Regions from separate parts of the Homo sapiens genome. Here all the other regions are linked to region 1. Evidence: chromatin loops called from intact Hi-C (ENCODE). Cell type or tissue: heart right ventricle. All regions are shown on one strand.

Region 1 (4,000 bases):
GGTAGCCTATCCTAATCCTGGCTCAGATTGCTCCAAGAGCCTGTCCTATTGCTTCCAGACTACCCTTGACCTTTCCCCTATCCCTCATCCCCACAGCTACCAGAGTGAACTTTTCCAAATGCAAAAATATCATGTCACTTCCCTACTTTAAATCCTCAACTCCTCTCAATAGCTTCCAATAAATGTTCAAATTCTTCAGCCCCACACAAGGGCCTCGTGATCTTATCTCTGCCCTCCTCTCTAGAGCCACCTTCCACCATTTCCCCCCAGGTCCCTGGCTCCAGAGATACTATTTGCAATTCTCTGAATGCATCATGCTAGTTCCTAGTTCTCTATCTTCTAATAAGTCCTCCCACCACTGAAATGGCCTTCACTTCCCTTCTTCCTCTATTCAACTGCTACCAATTCTTTAAAAGTCAGTTTAAATGTCCACCTTCTCCAAGAAATCCCCCTTTTCCAACACTCACAGCCTCAGAAAGATACTTCTGAAGAGACCTAAGTCTTTTTTCATTATTTTATTCATTCATTCATTTAAGAAATAGTTCTTGAGGGCCTACTATGTTCTAGGTACCATGCTAGGTGCAGGACTACAGGGATGAACCAAAGAGACACTGTCACTGCCTTTATGGGGATTACAATCCAGTAAGAGGGAGACAATAACCCGATAAGGACACAAGTAACCACACTCTGAGCTATGTATTATGAAAGAGAAGTAGAAGGTGCTATGAAATCATATATACAGAGGAGGGAGAGGGGCCTCACCTAGACTGAGGGACAGAGAATACTTCTCTGAAAAAATGACATTTGAGTTTAAATCTGAACGACAGCTCTGAGAATTACAGGTAGAGAAAATAGCATGTGCAGAAGGCATGAAGTGGGTCAGACCTTGCCAGGGTCTAGTAGCTGGAAGGATGAGTGATTTGCTTCTAGGCCCCCTCCCTAGTCTGTAAGCGAATAGATGGCAAGACCCTGCTCTGGGTTACTTTATATCCCCAGTGCCTTGCACATGATTTTTAATCAATGAATGAATATATTGTTTGAATAAATATATGTTTGAAAACTGGAGTTATGATTTTTGTAAGTGGTGACTCTAACATACAAATAACCTTGGCCTGAAGAACATTTGTTGCTACATCACTGCAAGGCCTGTGGCTCCAGCTGCTGCCGTCACTAAAACAACTCTGTGCCAAAGAAAGATGAATGCTACTTCAGAAACCTTCAGAAGTCAACCAGTAATATGATTTCACAAATATTTTAGAAACAGAACATTTTAAAGCAAGAATGTTAGAGGTCGTTTCATTCAAACCTTCATATACATCTGTTCTCCACCCTGTAAGCTTACGGATGTGACTTCTAGATTAGTGCTAATTGGGTTCAGTTTTGAAGACCTCCCAGGAAAAATATTCCTGAATCTCTCTAGGTAGCCTCTCCCTCATATCAGTGGCAACCCTTCCTTTGAGCTACCACTCCAATTTATTCTTCAGAAATTCTATCTTAAAATCCTTCTCATATTAGATACTGCCCAATGTTACAAGGTGATGAGCATGTAATGGCCACTGCTCAACTAAACCCACCTCTCTGAAGCAATTCTGAGTCTCACCTCTCTGAAAAGATCAAGAAGTAGTACGTATGCTCCAGGTAAAGAGTCAAACTTCAGCACCTTTTCTCCTGAAATGTCCCATCTGACACACTCAACAAGGCCTCACAGAAACAAATACCATAGGCCTCTAATAAACTCAGAGTGAAATGGGTTTAAATAAACCAACTATCTACACTTTAATACTTTTATGAGATCTCCAGGGCGGTCACATTTGAGAGAGGTATTTCTCCAATTCACAATGGCCAAGTTCACAGCCTATCATCTCCTCTCAGACAGAAGGATGTCCTCACAGTCAAAAAACCCCAATCTCAAGTGGCTACCTCCCTTTGGCCTTTCCTCAGCCAAAAGGAAGGGAAGGGAAGGGAAGAGGTGGGGCATGGCCTTGTCGGACACTTCTGATATCAAGAGAAGGGTACTTTCTAGCCTTCTGTCATCTACACAGTCCTTACCCAGGCTGGGTACGGGCCCAATGCTCAAGAGCAAAAATCGCAGTGCCATAAGTTATAGGGAGGACAGCAGCTTCTTATAGGGAGACCTTTTCTGGAATCTGCCACAGGTCCTAAAAAAGAGATAACAGTGACTTACAGATTGAGTGTATGTACCTAAGTCGTAAAGGCTGCTCAGTAAATATTAGGATTTGATTCAGTGACTGATTTGTAAAGGGAATCACTTGCCCATAACCAAGCCCAGTGGAAGTCAAAACTAAGCAAGCTGTAGCAGATTTCAGAACTTGAATGCATCAGACTTCAAAACCCCAAGGCTAGCATCTGGCTCAGAAAGGAGCCAACAGGTAGAGAATGGAACACAGATCACTGTACTGTGATGGGTGAATGGTCTGGTATGTCAGTTTTACCTCAGTAAAGCTGGTGGGGACAATTGTGTACTGTCCACCACCAGGGGGCACCATTCACACCCTGCACAACCATGCTAGACTACCCTGGCTGGCTCCATTCCCAGGGCTATCTCTTTCATAAGCTTTGTGTCTGGGAGAAGCCCATTACATCCAGCTCAATGCCCAAAACCAGCTTTTCTACTAAAACTACCTAGTCCAAATGAACAGCCAGCTCAAGGACTCAGAAAACAAAATGTTGTTCTTCATTAAAACACTCAATGCAAACAAAGCTCTGTGCAAAGTGTTGTCACATTAATGAAGAGAAGGAGTTTAACATTTGAAAAAATGAAGTGCTTAGCTGAGAAACAAGACATGACCAAATAAATACAAAGAAAAAGAGGGAGAGGGGAAGACAGGAATGAGGGATAGGTGGAAATTAAAGAAAAACAAAGGAGAAAAAACATCTTCAACCATTAATCTTGAGTGGTACAGATACCTTCTGGTCAGTGACGCATTCTTCAGCCATACAATTAAAGTTTCTTGTGCCAATAACTCTATCTCCCTAAAGGAAACATACCATTAAGGATATGTGCAAATGTATGACCTTGCATTCCTTTTCCTGAATTAATCAAAAAAGAAAAAAAAATGCACATCTCTGACTCCATAAGACACAGGTTGGTCTTAATTATTCAGAGTTACTGTTTAGTAAATAAAATAATAACTCTCTCAATACCACCACCAGGCTGTGAAGCCAATTTGAGTGAGCACATTTGAGACGAAGAGAGAGAGTAAGGGAAAGGTTGATTTGAATTAGAAGCCCACTCTTAATTTCACAAGAGAATCAAATTCTCTGTCCTCTTGGTTAAAGACTGAGGTGCCGCCTTTTATTCATAATGAAAAGTTTAATGAAGCCAGGAACTTCCAATTACTTCCTTTCCCCAGAAAGAATTTTGTTTCTTACCTTTCTAGTTAGGTTTCCCTTTGGTGTCTGCAGGCAAAAGCCAGTAGAAGCAAGACCCTTTGGCTACAAATGAAGTTAGCATATTTTTCATAGCTACATATACATTGATTCCCTAGACTTCAATTAATTTACCTCTTTAACTGTCCTGACATCTGTGCCTGTCTCCAATACTGTCCCAGAAAAGTCCATTCCTAAAAACATATTGTTTAAAGATTAGGTTATCTGTAAAACACAACACCATGGAGATGAGAAAACACTGATCGACAGGCTATTCCAACAGCTTTCGGAGCTGAGGATTTAGGTGCCCCTCCTCCTCTCCATATGCAGGTAGAGAGGTAAGGTGTTATACTCAAAGCACAGGAAAGTAAACATAAGATTTCACCATCACAACCTGGGAAGCTATAGCAGTCTCAATCTTACCATGACACAAATGAAAATTTCAAGAATGTGCAAAAGCACAGAGAATCACAGGTACACAGGTACTTTTGACCCTAATCACTGGGACCTCCTATAGCACCCCAGTGACAATGTTCATCCTATTTATTTATCTGTTTTCAAGTCTCTTCTGCTGGCCTGTAGGGCCCTCAAGGACATGAACTGTGTTTAT
Region 2 (4,000 bases), 160 kb after region 1:
ACTCCACTGAGAGATACTTAGGATGCTTTCGGTCAGCCTAGCTGAATTGTTAGCATGATCCTTAATTAAAATCATCCAAATGATAGAAGGTTCTTCCTGAAGTCAGTGGAAAAACCTCTTAGCATACACTCTAGAACTCAAAAGGAGCTTAAAAGTGGGAACAACTTTAGAGTTACAGGCAGAATTAGACGCAGTTAATAATAGCACTTCTCAAACTGTATGTGCTTTTAAAAAATTTCAGTATGTTGTGAGCCAATAATTTTGTTAAATATAATATAAATGAATAGATAAATGAAAAAAAAACACATACAAAAACAAGCCATAATTTTAAAATTTAGATTCAACAGACATAATATTACTGTCAAATTGCAATGAAGGTTTCTAAATACTTATCCTCTATTATTATATCCATCTTGACATAGCCTGGTAACAGTTTGTGGATCATCAGAAGCCTGTGAACCAAACTTTGGGTTGCACGAATTTCAGTAGAAATTATATGAAATAAAATTTCTTTCTCTGCCGTTTACACGTTAGCTTTTGTTCAGTACAGATTTCTGCTTACTTTCAAATGCTGTCTTGTCTTCAAAGCTTTCCTTGACTTTCCCAAGCTGACTTGGGTAATTCCTAGCCTATAATCTTGCTGTATCCCCAAAGGGCCTCTAGTATAGCAACTGTGATATCAATTCATTTATTTCATTTAAAGAAAATGTAAAAATAGTCCTTAAGACCTAGAAAGGTTTGTGGCACACAGACAATAAGTAAATGTTTATTTAATGAATGAAATAAAAAACGAATGAATTGTAGCAAAATCCTGAGGCTTTAATAACAACACACACTGGATAAAGGAAAACTTCATTTTGCAGAAAGAAAAGACAGTTTCTCAGTCTCAAAAGACTTATGTGAATCTAATTATTATAAAAATAACCCTTGATAGACACCTGAACACATGCATACATTTCATAACTGTATAACACAGACTGTGGAGGTGAAGGAGCATATGGACCTAAATAAAAACTCAAGACCCCTTAAGAGAACTTGCTAGCAATGCTGATTTAAATAATTTTTAACAGTGAGGGGGTCGGAGGTGGGGATGGGAAAGGGAGTTGAAAATTAATGCCCCCAGAGTTTCGTGGTACTCTGTGCTATCTTTTTTCTTTTCCCTGTCCCTCCAACTGTTAATATTTGGTATCTTGTTATACTACTTTTATTTCAGTAAATATTTGATGACAGTCTATTATCTACTCTGTTAGGCACCTTGGAGAGTACAAAGAGAAATGCATGAAATTAACTAAAAGACAAAAAAATGCATTAGGTAGAAGTGCAATAGCACATGAACGAAGAACTTTTAAAAATATGAATAAATTATTTTAAAATTAAAAGTGTTCAAATACAGAATGCTTTTCAAATCTGTGTTTCTTCTGAGGCAGTCTATGGATATGCTTAGGACAGCTGTTTTAGATGACACATCTATATAAATGTGAAGTAGATTTATTTTCTTTAAACAAACCATTAGTGTATGTGTGTATATACACACACACATACATGTGATGTTGAACTAGCTTCATCAACTTCTCAATAAATGGACACATTTAGCTTCTAAAGGTAGAAACGAGTCTAAAAGGGAAGAAGATGGTAAGCAATTTAGCAACCTACAGTCTTCTTCAGTTTTTGATCTGTATCTAAGTAGGCAAATGAATATATTTCTTTCAGTACTTCCTCCTCTGAGTCTGGCCAGCTATTTCCTTTGCATTCTGTCTCCAAGGCACTGGTTTAGGGGAAGGAAGTACAGAAGTCTGAAGTCCTAGGTTGTTGGCACTGCCCCTGGGGAAAGTGAGATATCTTGCATTACTTCTTGGGTATGTGCACATTTCCAGTTCCCACAGAGAAGCCGATCCCTGGCAGAAGGCAGATAGAGACAGCCAGACTGAGTCACAATTAGAGAATCAGGGAAATTATTTTTTTAAAAAAACAAAGGCTCTTAGTAGGGTCAAATTTTTACATAGCGAAACAGGAAGCAGCGAAAAAAATATATTTAAATCTAGATCACGTTTGAGGGAACTCATCCCAAAATTTTCAGGTTTTTCTGCCATGACAAATAAATCAGTGTGGATTCATGTGACAATTACATCTGTTGATTTTCCTTCACAAACATTGACTGATAATCTTCTGGTGTATTTTATCTCTATCTCCTAGCAGCATAATGCTCTTTAAATATGGTTCATAGGATAAACGCAAGTCAGGTTATTGAATGTTAAAGACCACAATAAATAACAAACTGTCTTTTCTGCCCCAACCCTCCTTTTTCTGATTGGAAAATTATTTGTTGGGAAAGCCTTGCAACAGTAAAATAAATTACTTTTGTTCATAATATAATGAATTTTTATATTGAAAATAATAAAAATTAAATCAGCACTTTTGAAAAACTGAGGACATGATTTTATGACATGACGCTTTGTAAAACTTAATTCTATTTGGAAATTCTTTAAACTTTCTTTAAAAAAAAGTTTTTTCTTTTCTTTCCCTTCCTTTTCTTTCTTTCCCTCCTTCACCCTGTTCTTTCTTAGCAGCTAGCACAGGTAGTTGATATATTATTTCCCTACCTAGATTTAAATGTCCTGTTTGGAACGGAGTTATTCCTTTTTTCCTTGTACCTAAACACTTAGATTGCCTCATAATACATGAAACTTAAACATAATTTACCACGAGTACTTGACACAAAGAATTTTTTTTGGTGAATATAAAACATTTAATTTTAAAATGTTGACACTATAATGTATGAAATAGCTAGCTATTACAAATGCACATGGTGTATTTTGTAGATACCAACTAGACTTTTTTGTTTTAGGAAGCTTTAAGTTACACTGTGGTTAAGACATATCTTCACCCTTGAAAAAGCCCACATTCTATCACTGTGATGTATGGTCAAACTGAGGCCCAATCGTTAAACACTTGGATCAAATCATAACTAAGTTTATTGCCAAAGGACTTGTACACATTTATTTGTCAATTTTAGTGCCTTAAAATCTACCCAGCAGCTCATTAACATATAGAAACATACATCATGAGAACAAGAACTATCACCCATCCCTTCTGTATATTAGCAACTTATCACTCCTGAGCAACATCTCATTACTGAGGCCTGTGAACAGTCACTTTTCACATTTGAGTGAAATATGGAATGACTTAAGTATAAATGCAGCTATTATAAGTCATTTCTTACAAAAATGTCATGAATTAAAGTATTTTACAGCATTTACTACAAAACTCCATAAAAACTGCCTTCACTTAAACTCTCTCTCCCCATATCCAGCAAACCAACTGGATGTCTTTGGGCATCTCTTAGCATGGATAGCACACAGAGTAGTGTCTTCCAACACATCCACCAACTATGCCTCACTTGCCTCTGGAAGTACAGGAGAAGCTTGGTCAATTTCCGGTAATGATGAATTTCTCTAAGCACCAAGGTCTTGGGCCTGTAGTGATGCATTTTTATGATTTTTGTTGTTGTTGTTGTTTTCTTTTTGTTTTTTTGTTTTGTTTTGTTTTTACCATCGTTAGAGGAGTCTGCTCTTCCTGGAAGCTTTAGTGGCTAGCTGTTTGCAGGAGGCTTCCTCACCAGTGGATTTACTAGCAGTCTATTTGGTTTGGGCCATCTTTTACCCAACGCCGAAGTCTTAGGCCACTTCTCCAACTGCTGCACTGCTTCTGCAGTCACCAAGCAAAGAAAAGATGCTCCTCCGATGAATGACCAAACACTCTGCACCTGACACAAAGAATGATTTTAAATGTAGATAGTTTTGGTATAACATGCCCAACCATTTTTACTGTTCAACTTGTCATGTTCAAATGATGAAAAATAAAAATAAAAATAGTTGTATAAGGATCCAGTAAGAGATGTTATCTTGAAACTGTAGTTTGAGTGATTTAAGAATTTTGAAGGGTAATTTTGAATGTATCTAATTTTTGCTTTCCTCATTTACTTTAAAACCAAATTCAATTC
Region 3 (4,000 bases), 72 kb before region 1:
AAGTGAGAACATGTGATGTTTGTTTTTCTGTACCTGGCTTATTTCATTTAATAGTTCATTGTCTTTTAGTGGTAGAACTATGGGTGTTTTCATTTTCTTTGTTCTGTCTTTCCGAACTTCTTGCATCCTCCCTGAAATGAGTATATACTATTCACATAATTTGAGCAGCGGTGAGTGGTGGAGAGGGATGGTGATTGCTTTTTCAAAATAAGTATGGGGGAAGGGCATACTTGCCTTCTTCCTTCCATAGTAGAGCAGCCTAGTGAATTTCTCCACGATCTGCGCAGGTGTCTCCACACTGGGGGGGATCTCTCCCGTGAGCAGGTTCGGGGTCCCAGAGCTCAGCACTGGCCAGTCCTCATCGGTCAGGTTGATGAGGTTGGCCACAGGGGGCTGCCGCTTGTACTTCTCCAGCTTCTTGCAGTCTTGCATTAGCAGCTCAGCGATGTCAGACCCCACCATGGACTGTAAGGCAAAGAGGATCATCTGGGGAGAATCCTATGAGTCCTCAGGCTGGCAGCCCCAGCTGGAGAAGGAAGGCACCAGGGAGCCTGCCTTCTTCACATGGAAGCCAATTATGCAAACATAAGGCAGTCCTTTGTTAGATTGCTATATTTCAGACTTCAGCATCACTATCATGGTTATTTTCTGCCTGTCAGGAGCCATAAAGCTTACCAGAAACATTCACAATTTCACAGGTATATTATCTGGCTGGTGCAATAACCCAGAAACTGTACAATTTTCCCAGACCAAGGAAGAAGATCATCAGGGAAGATCTGCGTTAGCAAACTCGCATTGACATTTGAGCAATTTTTTCCCTTGGGGCAATTTGTGGCTTCTTTAATATTGCTTTTCATAATCATGTCATAAACATAATCTTATCTATCCCATGAAGACTTAAATTTCAGCCTGCACCTGCTCTCCCACCAGAACAGAACTTACCCCATTCTGGCGACAAAGGAGAACCAAGAGCTGCCACAGTAGAGCTGAGTCTCTGCTCCCCAGTGTCTCAGATTTGCAGCTCTGAGCTGCTTTCTGCTGGCAAAACGTCATAATATCCACCTTATGTACATCTTCCCTACATGGAAAAAATTTAGGGAGCAAAGAGTGAGCAGGCAGACACTTCCCTGTTTCGGACCCCAGGCTCCTCCTAAGTGTGCAAGTGCTGGCTGGGCTGTGATTGAGATAGAAATCTGACAAGCCAGGGCTAAGGTAATGAGTCTATAGCTATAGGATAGTTATTTTCTTATAGAACAAGAAGAAATTTCAGAGATTCTCTCATGCACCCCCTTTATAGATGAAGAAACAGAGGCTCAGAGACCTGAAGTCACTGCACAGGAAAGCAAGTAAAAGCAGACTTTGGAGTCAGACAACCCTGGATCTAAATCTGGCTCTGCCACTTCTCTGTTTAGACAAGTTTCTTACCTCCTCTGAGCCTCAGCTTTGTCCCCTAAAATAGGGACAGTAAAAGGACCTACCTCCATACAAAAAGGAATTAGAAAATTGTGTGGCATATATTAAGTGATCAATATGATTGGCATTATGATTTGCTCAAGATTATCCAATAACATCAAAGCCAAGTTAGGCTTAGTACCCCAGTGTTTGAATACCCAACTCGCTTTTTTGCCCCATATCTGTATACCTGTTTGTAAGAAAGAGATAACACTCATTTTTACTTGAGGGAACCGTCAAATGCCATTTGAGGAATACATTTATATAGTAGTGATGATACTTTCCATGTGCATAATCTGACTTGAGACTCATAGACAAGCCTCGGGTAGGGAGAGCAGGTGTTATACCATTTCTCAAGGGGAAAACTAAGGTTCAGAGAGGGCTAACTGACCTGTCCACCATGGTATTCCTAGTCAGTAAGACGCCTGAGCCTGAGACCCACGTGGGCTGTCATCCAGCAAGGACTCTCTCCTCAACAAAGATGCCCTGAGTTACATTTATCAGAAATATAACTAGACATTTAAAAGCAGTCCTAGTTCAGTACTGCAGAGGGCTCACTTGCACACTGTTCTGTAACTTGAACACTGCCGATCTTATTTACCTCTCCAGGAAAAAGCCACTGTTACAAGAATTGTTTCTGCTATGATCCACTTGTCAGTGACTTCCCAGGCGATGCTCCACTTTTCTACTAACATCTATCAAGCACACGGAATGCTAAAACTTCCAACCATGCAGCCTCTGCATAATGGAACTGGTTTTAGATTTCTAAACTGTCATGCTAATTTTTCTTTCTGTCCTTCAACTATTGAATGGCTTGTCAAAATGACTCAGGCCACATCTGGTTCTATCTTGCAGCACAGAGAATTCCACTCCAACAAGGACAGATATTTTTTTCCAAGGAAACCAAGAACAAATCTCCAAAATGCTGATCTGGGCAGGAAGATTTTCTAGGTTTCAAAAGCCCTTACTCAGCAGCTCTTACAGCACTATACCTAATCAAGGGTCCTGAGAAACTTCTCATCTCCTCTTGCTCTTCGGAATCATTAAGAATAACCTGGAATAAAACAATCAGATTTTGTGTTTAAGACTGTGGCCACCCTAGGCCCCTTTCAGTCAAGTCTAGTGTCAGACCCCAAGGCCGTGGGGCTAGGATATGGCTCAAGGCCTTGTGGAGAAAGCAGAAAGAAAAAAGTGAATTTTGTTGCTAAAGATGAGACATTGACATCTCAGGAAAAACACAACTGTAGCATCAATTCTTTCAGAGAAGAGCCCCACCCATTCCTGCACCCTCCTAATCCAGGGGGTACATGGCCCAGTTTCCCGCAAGAGCATCCCATTCCTGGAGATGCCCCGGCTCAGGCACAGGAAAGCAAGGTAAGCATGTTAGGAGTAGTTGGGTAAGCAGTGTGCCAGCATTCCAGGGACACTGGGTCTTCTTTACCTCCATGCTGTGCAGTTCAACAAGGGCTGCTTGCCCGTCAGTGGGAGAGCTGGGACCTACATGCACCAGCTGACCTCCTGGCCCGAAACTCACAGGAACATGAGGGATGTAGAACTTCATGGGTGCTTTGGGACCAGCTGAGGAGACATCTTCTGACCAACAGACACAGATGGACATTGTTAGCGTTACTTCCATCACTTTTCTTTAGTTTAGGAATATGCCACAGATGTATTTCTGCCCAAATTCTGCCTGAACCAAAATAAGATTCTGGGTGGGTTGTGTAATTAGAAGAAGCCCATGTTCCCTGCTCCAGTCAGATTTAAGCCTCTGAGAAGGTGTCAGAATACAATGCGTGGGCTTGATGATTCAGTCCAAATGATAATGCTCTCAGCCCAGACTCTCAGTGATGCTGAGAGGCCAAGGAGTCTCTGGCTTTCATGGCCTCTATACTCATGACAAAGTTCCTACATCCAGACAAAGCAATGAAGCTTTGCATCTTGCTTTTGCTTTTCCTAATTCTCTCTGGTCTTCCCTTTCTTAAAAGCACCACTGAGTGCCTCCTTTCCCAACTTGATAATGGATAGGGGCAGTGTTCCCTTCCAGGAATCAGCTATGATGCAATTACTATTACAAGCAAAAAGAGAGAAAATGGAACCAAAGTTGACCTCTCTGCCCAGGTGACCTACATAAGCAAATGAGGTGGACAATGATCCATCGTAAGGCTGACTTTCCCAGAGACTTGCCACCCAGCCCTTCCACATCAGATTCAATCAACTCTTCTGATCATTTTAGAACCCACCAGCCTGAACTGGACTCCAAGCTGCTGAAGCTGGGGGATCATCCCGCTCCGGGGCATCTCTGATGTACTGACTGAGCTCATAGCTGCTGGAGCTGAGACCAGACTCACGCTGCTGGAGAAGGTTGGACTCACTAGCCAATGATGGCTGAAAGTTAAAAACAAAAACACACAGGAAGAAGTTTCAGAGAGCTGGTCTTCTCAAGCGTTCCTTCAAAGAAACAAAATACATACGGTGAAAGTGGATGTGTTGAAAGGATAAAAAGAGATAATCAAGTTGATAGGCATTTGCCAAAGGATATATTATGACC

The links. Peaks named below come from ENCODE experiments on the same cell type or tissue, not always from the same donor. Only the 100,000 strongest peaks of a DNase experiment are listed, where the experiment ranks them.
Region 2: a loop joins it to region 1, with 18 times the contacts of the local background. A loop is called at or near these places in 34 of 110 quality-filtered maps.
Region 3: it touches region 1 in a loop (2.5-fold over the local background); 17 of 110 quality-filtered maps call a loop at or near these places.

The regions. Positions count from the first base shown.
Region 1 is chr1:178,029,502-178,033,501 of GRCh38, forward strand. CRYZL2P-SEC16B (CRYZL2P-SEC16B readthrough) reads right to left here. Exons shown (of 32, transcript NM_001356506.2): 4 at 3,526-3,584; 5 at 2,929-2,994; 6 at 2,050-2,159. It also overlaps the pseudogene CRYZL2P. Among named protein-coding and RNA genes, the nearest start is that of CRYZL2P-SEC16B, 6.5 kb to the right of the region's middle. In heart right ventricle, CTCF peaks have their summits at 2,495 (motif pointing right) and 2,698; a DNase peak (open chromatin) is centred at 2,520; H3K27ac peaks cover 1,886 bases.
Region 2 is chr1:178,191,057-178,195,056 of GRCh38, forward strand. The region is part of intron 1 of RASAL2 (RAS protein activator like 2); the gene reads left to right. Among named protein-coding and RNA genes, the nearest start is that of RASAL2, 99 kb to the left of the region's middle. In heart right ventricle, no CTCF peak of the experiment used is centred here; a DNase peak (open chromatin) is centred at 1,812; H3K27ac peaks cover 1,038 bases.
Region 3 is chr1:177,957,898-177,961,897 of GRCh38, forward strand. CRYZL2P-SEC16B (CRYZL2P-SEC16B readthrough) reads right to left here. Exons shown (of 32, transcript NM_001356506.2): 12 at 3,693-3,837; 13 at 2,894-3,042; 14 at 2,445-2,506; 15 at 943-1,078; 16 at 235-465. It overlaps SEC16B (SEC16 homolog B, endoplasmic reticulum export factor), which reads right to left. Exons shown (of 26, transcript NM_033127.4): 6 at 3,693-3,837; 7 at 2,894-3,042; 8 at 2,445-2,506; 9 at 943-1,078; 10 at 235-465. Among named protein-coding and RNA genes, the nearest start is that of SEC16B, 10 kb to the right of the region's middle. RefSeq lists an enhancer at 1,896-2,397. In heart right ventricle, a CTCF peak has its summit at 1,998; no DNase peak of the experiment used is centred here.